Regions from separate parts of the Homo sapiens genome. Here region 1 is linked to region 2. A link is an interaction called in ENCODE POLR2A ChIA-PET data of the cell type or tissue named here. Cell type or tissue: OCI-LY7. All regions are shown on one strand.

Region 1 (4,000 bases), 210 kb after region 2:
GGTAAAGGGAGAAGATGAGGAAGAGAACAATTTGGAAGTACGTGAAACCAAAATTAAGGGTAAAAGGTAAGCTGACAAACAATATACCTTGTCTCTTGTTAAAGGTTATGTCAGGGTTGGGATCATATGGGATCATAAACTAGGAGAGTTGCTTAGGAAGTGCCTGCTTTATTACAGGGTTTTTTTTTTGTAGAGAGGAGGTCTAGCTATGTTGCCCAGGCTGGTCTTGAACTCCTGAGCTCAAGCCATCCTTCTACCTTGGCCTCTCAAAGTGCTGGGATTACAGGTGTGAACCACTGCATCTGTCCTAGAGGATTTTTTTTTTTTTCTTGAGACAGGGTCTGTTGCCCAGGCTCCATTACTGTGGTGCCATGTTGACTCACTGCAACCTCCACCTCCAGGGCTCAAACCGTCCTTCTCCCTCAGCCTCCCAAATAGGTGGGACTAGAGGTATGTACCACCACACTTGGCTAATATGTGTGTGTGTATATGTATGTATTTTTAGTAGACACCGGGTTTTGCCATGTCACCCAGGCTGGTCTTGAACTCCTGTCCTCAAGCAGTTCTTTGCCTCCCAGAGTCCTAGGATTATAGGCGTGAGTCCATTACGCCCCACCGAGGATGTTTTAATTAATGTATGTGATAATAAGCAACATGCTGTAATATATTCTGGACTCATTTATGACTTCTCATTACTAATGCTGAAATTGGATTCCCCTAAGCAGTGGCAGTTTGTTTTATAGGAAGAAAGTAGTTACTTTCTATATCAGATCAGTTCTCCCTCCTGGTTCCACAGAGCTTTATGTGAGAACTCCAAGCTGTTTGCCTCAGCAAGTATTCTCCTATCTATGATTGGCTACCATTCTGCTTCCATGGGGCAGACAACCTTCCCCCTGGATATCTCACCCCTAAGCCTTCAGGGCATTCAAAGTGGTAACTTCTTTGAAGGCCTACTGTGAAGGCTGGGTGGGGTTAAACTTGCATAGTTGTTTGCTCAGACCTCAGCACCTAGCGTGGAGCCTGGAACTTATTAGTTATTATTATTATTATTTTTTGGAGACAGTGTCTGTTGCCCAGGCTGGAGTGCAGTGGTGCGATGGTTCAAGTGATTCTCTTGCCTCAGGCTCCCGAGTATCTGGGATTACAGGCGTGTGCCACCATGCCCGGCTAATTTTTGTATTTTTTTTTTTTGAGAGAGTTTCGCTCTCTTTGCCTGGGCTGGAGTGCAATGGCGCAATCTTGGCTCACTGCAACCTCCTCCTCCCGGGTTCAAGTGATTGTCCTGTGCAGCCTCCCGAGTAGCTGTGATTACAGGCATGCACCAGCACACCTGGCTAATTTTTGTATTTTTAATAGAGATGGGGTTTCACCATATTGGTCAGGCTGGTCTTGAACTCCTGACCTCAGGTGATCTGCCGCCTCGGCCTCCCAAAATGCTGGGATTACAAATGTGAGCCACCGTGCCCCACAAGTTTTGTGTTTTTAGTAGAGACGGGTTTCCCCATGTTGGCCAGGCTGGTCTCGAACTTCTGACTTCAGGTGATCTGCCTGCCTCAGCCTTCCAAAGTGCGGGGATTACAGGTGTGAGCCACCACTCCTGGCCCCATAGTTTCAATTACTGTGTGATCCTACCTATCTTTGTTTTTTTTTTTTTTTGGAGATGGAGTCTTGGTCTTGTTGCCCAGACTGGAGTGCAGTGGCGTGATCTCGGCTCACTGCAACCTCAGCCTCCTAGGTTCAAGCGATTCTCCTGCCTCAGGCTCCTGAGTAACTGGGATTATAGGCGTCCGCTACCACACCTGGCTACTTTTTGTATTTTTAGTAGAGATGGGATTTCTCCATATTGGCCAGACTGTTCTCCAACTCCTGACCTCAGGTGATCTGCCCGTCTTGGCCTCCCAAAGTGCTGGGATTACAGGTGTGAGCCACTGCTCTTGGCCCTTTTTTCTTTTTTCTTTTTTTTTTGAGACGGAATTTCCCTCTTGTTGCCCAAGCTGAAGTGCAATGGCACGTGATCTCGGCTCACTGCAACCTCCGCCTCTGGGGTTCAAGCGATTCTCCTGCCTCAGCCTCCCAAGTAGTTGGGATTAAGGCGCGTGCTACCACGCCCAGTTAATTTTTTGTAATTTTAGTAGAAATGGGGTTTCACCATGTTAGCCAGGCTGGTCTCGAACTCCTCAGGTGATGCACCCGCCTCGGCCTCCCAAAGTGTTGGGTTACAGTTGTGAGCCACTGCGCCTGACCCCTTTTTTTCTTGTATGTGAGTATATCTATTCTTTTCTTTTTTGTGAGTTGGAGTCTCGGTCTGTCACCCAGGCTGGAATGCAGTGGTGCGATCTTGGCTCACTGCAACCTCTGCCTCCCAGGCTCAAGTGATTCTACTGTCTCAGCCTCCCGAGTAGCTGGGATTACAGGTGTTCACCACCACGCCCAGCTAATTTTTTTGTATTTTTAGTAGAGAGAGGGTTTCACTATGTTGGCCAGGCTGGTTTTGAATTCCTGACCTCAGGTGATCCACCTGCCTTGGCCTCCCAGAGTGCTAGGATTACAGGTATCAGCCACTACCTGGCCACCTTTTTTGTTTTCTGTGTTATCTTCATAGTTGTCTTTCTTTGGTTGTTAAGTTTAATCCTTGAATTACTTTGAGTTCATGTACAGCAACATCCTCTCAGGAGCCACATTTTAATGCGTGGTGATTATCTCAATTTTTCTTGGTGATTATCTTGATTTTCCACTGAGTGTATGAAGTAGGCATCTCACCAGCCCCGAGGCTGTAAGATCTGAGAGTTAGCTTTAAATAAGTCGCTATTAAAATTGCTTTCTCTTGCTTTAAGAGACTCCTCTCCCTCTCTGAGGCTGTCTGAGTACCCTGTCTGTGTTTATTGGCTCTAGCTGCTGGCTTGTAGCGTCTTGGATAGGCAAGGTAACTTAGTTATTAGGACTGTGCTTTTTGCATCTTTACTGCCTGGGATCAAATCCTAGCTCTGTTATGTTTACTAGCATTTTCCTCAGTTTCCTCATCAGTAAAATAATAGTGTTTACCTGATATGATCATGGCTAAGAGTCACTAAATTGGCCAGGCGTGGTGGCTCACGCCTGTAATCCCAGCACTTTGGGAGGCCGAGGCAGGCAGATCACCTGAGGTTGGGAGTTCGAGACCAGCCTGACCAACATGGAGAAACCCCATCTCTACTAAAAATGCAAAAAAGTTAGCCAGGAGTGGTGGTGCATGCCTGTAACCCCAGCTACTCGGGAGGCTGAGGCAGGAGAACCACTTGAACCGGGAGGCAGAGGTTCCGGTGAGCCGAGATTATGCCATTGCCAGCCTGGGCAACAAAAGCAAAACTCCGTGTCAAAAAAAAAAAAAAAAAAAAAGATTCACTAAATCAATATATATATAATGTACTTGGAGCCTTAGTAAGCACTTAATAAATTTTGAATTAATCACAAAGAAGGCTAATGGAATGGAAGGAACATTTCAGGCAGAGATATCTGTAAAGATACGGAGGGTTGACATTTCATGGTGTGTTTAGTTAACTGGGCTTTCAGAGTGGCTCTTGCTCAGAGGAAGGTGAAGCTGTGTAGGGTGGGTTGAGTTCAGTTTAAGGACTGCTCTGAACCATTATTAAAGGCGTGGGCTTTATCCTTAAAGCCCACAGTTGGGAACATTAAAAAATTTTTTTTCATAGCTTACCATTTTATTCATTTCTAGTTATATGTGCATACATTATATGAATTTGTCTTTATCACCTCTTCCTGCCACAGAAACTGACCTATATGGGGTTCTCAGTAAATCAGTTTGAGTACATGAGTAAAAAACCAAGTCATTCACACAATGTTCTCCCATTAGATCCAGCTAGAGAAGAGCTTTAGGAAAAAAAAAAAAGACCTGCTCCATGTACATCAGTTTAGACAGTTCTGTGTTGTCTAGCCTTTTATTGATTGAAAAACCTTCATTAGCTGGTGCTTCCACATTTTGGTAAGACTTGATGTTCCTAAT
Region 2 (4,000 bases):
TAATGAATATAGACCAGTGCATGACATGTTGCAAACCAGGCCCCCAGGGATTCCAGAAATGGAAATTACACACAGTCAACCAGCCACAAAGCTCAGGAAAAGTGGAGCACATGAATCGGACACTCAAGCAGCTACTAAAGAAATATTGCCAAAAAACTCATCTAAGATAGGATCAGGTCCTGCCCATGGTCCTCCTCCAAGTCAGGTGTACCCCCACCAAACAAACTAGGTATTCACCCTCTGAAATCTTGTTCGGCCAGCCACCCCCAACCATAGGTCAAATTAAAGGTCAAAATTAAGGTAATTCCGTGAGTTAAGGGAGCTAACCTTGAGAAGGCAGATGCAGGCCTTAGGGAGAGCCATGCAAGAGATCCATGGCTGGGTACTGGAAAGAATGCCCATAGGACTAACAGACCAAACACACCCCTTTAGACCCAGGGATTCTGTTTAGGTCAAGAAATAGAATCCAACCACTTTAGGACCCATATGGGATGGGCCCCATACTGTAATCTTGTCCACTACCACTGCTGTTAAAGTTGCAGGAATCGTGCCTTAGATCCACCACAGTTGGCTGAAACTGGCAGCCCAGGACAAGTGGACCAGCCAGCAAGACTCAGACCATCCAAACCAGCTGATCCTATGACAGGACCGAGGTGCCAGTGAAAGTGACAACAGCCCTGCTCTGGTGACTCCAGAAGCCGACCAGTCTATGCACAGCTGAAGCTTGAGGAGACAGCAGTCCTGTTAGTCACCCCAGAAGCTGACTAGTCTATGCACAGCCGAAGTTTCATCTAGGAAGTAAATGTAGTTAGAAATCTTAAGCCCAGTAATTTTCCTTGTAATCTTAATTGTTTTACTATTAACCTGTCACTGTGCTCAACCTCCTCCCCTGGATAAGGACCTCTGTTGTCCATGCTGGGTATGAACATACTATTCCTTACTTTGTTCTTGCTACTCCCTCTATCCATGTTAGAAGGAGGGGTATGCGGAAACTTTAAACTAATTGTTGCCTAGAAATTGATGACAATAGGAAGGTCATTGAAGATATAACTGCAAAAATTCAAAAATTAGCCCATGTCCCAGTCCAAATTTGGAAAGGATGGTCTCCAGATACCCTCTTTGGGGGCTGGTTTTCGTCCCTTGGAAGATTTAAGACCTTAGTAGGAATAGTTCTGGTCATACTGGGAGTCTGTCTCACACTCCCTTGTCTCCTACCTCTCCTTGTTAAAAACATCCAATCAGCCATAGAGGTTCTTGTAACCAGGTAAACCACCACCCAACTAATGGCATTAATCAAATATCAACCTTTGCCAAATAAAGGACTAACTCCTCATGGAGAATTAAATTCTGATGATAATGCTTTCTATTAAACTTTATTTATAAACAGCATCAAAGGGGAGAATTAAGCAGGAAATATAAGAAAAACAAGTAAAGGGAAAACAAGTCCAGTTGGAGCTATGATAACATTATCTGCAAGGCCAGGCAGGGGCCCCAAAGAAATGGATTCCAAGAATAGGGATGAGAAAAACAAGTTCTTATCCGTCTCCCCCTGGAATTCTCTCCCAATGCCATTATTCTTTGTTCTGCGCTTGTAACTATTTTTGTAACTATTTCTGCAAGTTTGCAAGGATTTTATAAGTTCCTGTTTTCCCATCTGTGCAGGATGGCAAAGGTCACAAGACATGCCTGAATTGCAAAACCTGTCACAGTTAACTGCCTTTGTTCTGCTTCTGTAAGCTTGCTTTCCCCACCCTGCAAGTTTTGTGCCACTGGCTAGCCACTCCCCTTCAGTTGCCTGAATAAAAGTTAAGCCTGGCCTTTGTTCATTTATCAGCCTCTGAATATTAACCCACTAGGCCGGTGGCCACCTAAATAAAATCCTCCTGTTTCACCCATTGGTCTCTCCAGTCTCCTGATTCCCGCAACAGTCAGTCCAAGGCTCAGTTTCCCCATCTGCACAAAAGGGCCCCCTCCAGCTCTGATTCCGAGGATCCAGCCTCAGTCTGTGTCTGTGAACAGTGCTGGGTGATGATCCTGTTGACCCCTCATGTGCCTGTGACAAGGAAGGTACCACAGGGACCTAGAGATGCCCATTGAACTAAGAGGACACTCAGGCCAGAGAGGAGTGGCTGCCAGAGGCTGAGCAGTGGGGCAGTGGTTCCAGCTGGGACTGGTCCCGATCTCTTATCTCCAAGTTCTCACCACTGTGCCCATATTCTTGGAAGGAGGAAGTAAGGAAGAGGTGGACTGGGCAGCCTCAGGTGGATCTGAGTCTAGCTGCACCTCAGGCAGCTGAGGGTCCCCAGGCCTCAGTTTCCCATCTCTCCCCAGCAAGGCTGTGAAGCCAGGAGCCCCTGGTGGCTGTCACACAGGTGGGCAGAGGCCCCTCCTCCAAGGTTGCTGCTGTGTCTCTTCCCTGGCCTGGAGTCTGTGTGCCCATGGCAGAGGCCACCACTGGGCAGGGTGATTACCCCGGGCCTCCCTGATACTCACCCCTGCAGATCTGGAACATCAGCCTGGAATGGAGACCTTGTCACGGCCCTCCCTGCTTGCCACCCACAGCAGCTGAACACGCCATTCAGCCGTTCAGAGGTGGAGGCAGAGCCTGCACCTGGGCTCCCGAGGGCTGGGGCTCGGGTGCCCCAAGATGGCTGCCCAAGGGCCCCGACCCCACACCTTGAAGCTCCTCACAGCTCCTCCCCAGCCCACAGAGGGGAAGTCAGAGGGCAATGGCTCAGAAAGTCCCCCACACTCAGGCTCATGTGGGAACACTGAAAAGAGGAGCTCAGGGGGACCCCATCATTGTGGGAGACGCTGAGGCCCCATAAAGCCTCATGCAGAGGAGAGGGCCTGGCTGCAGCCCCACTGTCTGCCTGCCTTCCGGAGCACCAAAACCTCCCCAGGATTTCCTTTCACTTTGAAGGCAAGTGTCTCCCAGGTATGAATACTGAATCTCCCCAACTTAATGCCAATTTGCAACCTGAGAGGGGGATCTTGTGGGCCTTGCTTGAGCTCCCCAAGGGCCCCTCAGAGTCTGTGCCCCCGCCCCGGTGCCACTCCCCTCTGGAAGTGCCGGCCCTGTGAGAAGGCACCTTCTCCAGGTCTGGCTTCCACCATTGAGGAGGCCCTTAAAAATGCCACAGTTCGGCCGGGCGCGGTGGCTCATGCCTGTAATCCCAGCACTTTGGGAGGCCGAGGCGGGCGGATCACGAGGTCAGGAGATCGAGACCATCCTGGCTAACATGGTGAAACCCCGTCTCTACTAAAAATACAAAAAATTAGCTGGACGAGGTGGCAGGCGCCTGTAGTCCCAGCTGCGCGGGAGGCTGAGGCAGGAGAATGGCGTGAACCCCCGGGGGCAGAGCCTACAGTGAGCCGAGATCGAGCCACTGCACTCCAGCCTGGGCGACAGCGAGACTCCGTCTCAAAAAAAAAAAAAAAAAATGCCACAGTCCTCAAGACCATTGGCCCAGGGAAGCCTGGGTGAGGTGAAGTTGACCCAGCACGAACTCACTGGGACTCAGGTGGCTGTAAAAATAAAATCTATAACTAGGGGCTCCCCCAGCCTTCTGAGTCTACACAGAAAGGTAGACGTCATGAAGGCCCTGAGTGTCCCATCATAATAAAGCCATATCATGTCATTGAAACCTCAGACATCCCATACTGAGCTATGGTGATACTCATAGTGAAGACCTTTTCCACCAAACACTCCAGCCTGGCCACATGGAGAAGGAGGAGGCTCAAGCCATGTTTCTGCAAATACTATCTGCCCTGTAGTACTGCCACCAAAGTCAGCCGCCAGGACCTGGGTGGCAGGACTCCTGCATGAAGAGCACAACATGAAAAGAGCTGACTTTGGCTTCAGCACCACATATTCCCAAGGCCAGAAGCTGAGCGCCTTTGGTGGGACTCCCCTTAAGCTGCCCCAGAACTCTTCCTGGGCCACGAGTATCACAGCCCTGCAGTGGTCGTGTGGGTCTTGGCTCTCCCGTCTACCACA

What was found. ChIA-PET counts read pairs that join two places held together with the same protein. Peaks named below come from ENCODE experiments on the same cell type or tissue, not always from the same donor. Only the 100,000 strongest peaks of a DNase experiment are listed, where the experiment ranks them.
Region 1: POLR2A ChIA-PET joins it to region 2 with 7 read pairs; 4 of 35 experiments call an interaction of 5 or more read pairs at or near these places.

What each region holds. Positions count from the first base shown.
Region 1 is chr3:128,640,985-128,644,984 of GRCh38, reverse strand. RPN1 (ribophorin I) reads left to right here. Exons shown (of 10, transcript NM_002950.4): 2 at 2-66. Among named protein-coding and RNA genes, the nearest start is that of RPN1, 7.8 kb to the left of the region's middle. RefSeq lists an enhancer at 1-57. In OCI-LY7, no CTCF peak of the experiment used is centred here; no DNase peak of the experiment used is centred here.
Region 2 is chr3:128,852,451-128,856,450 of GRCh38, reverse strand. It overlaps the pseudogene MARK2P6. Among named protein-coding and RNA genes, the nearest start is that of MIR12124, 7.6 kb to the right of the region's middle. In OCI-LY7, no CTCF peak of the experiment used is centred here; a DNase peak (open chromatin) is centred at 1,820.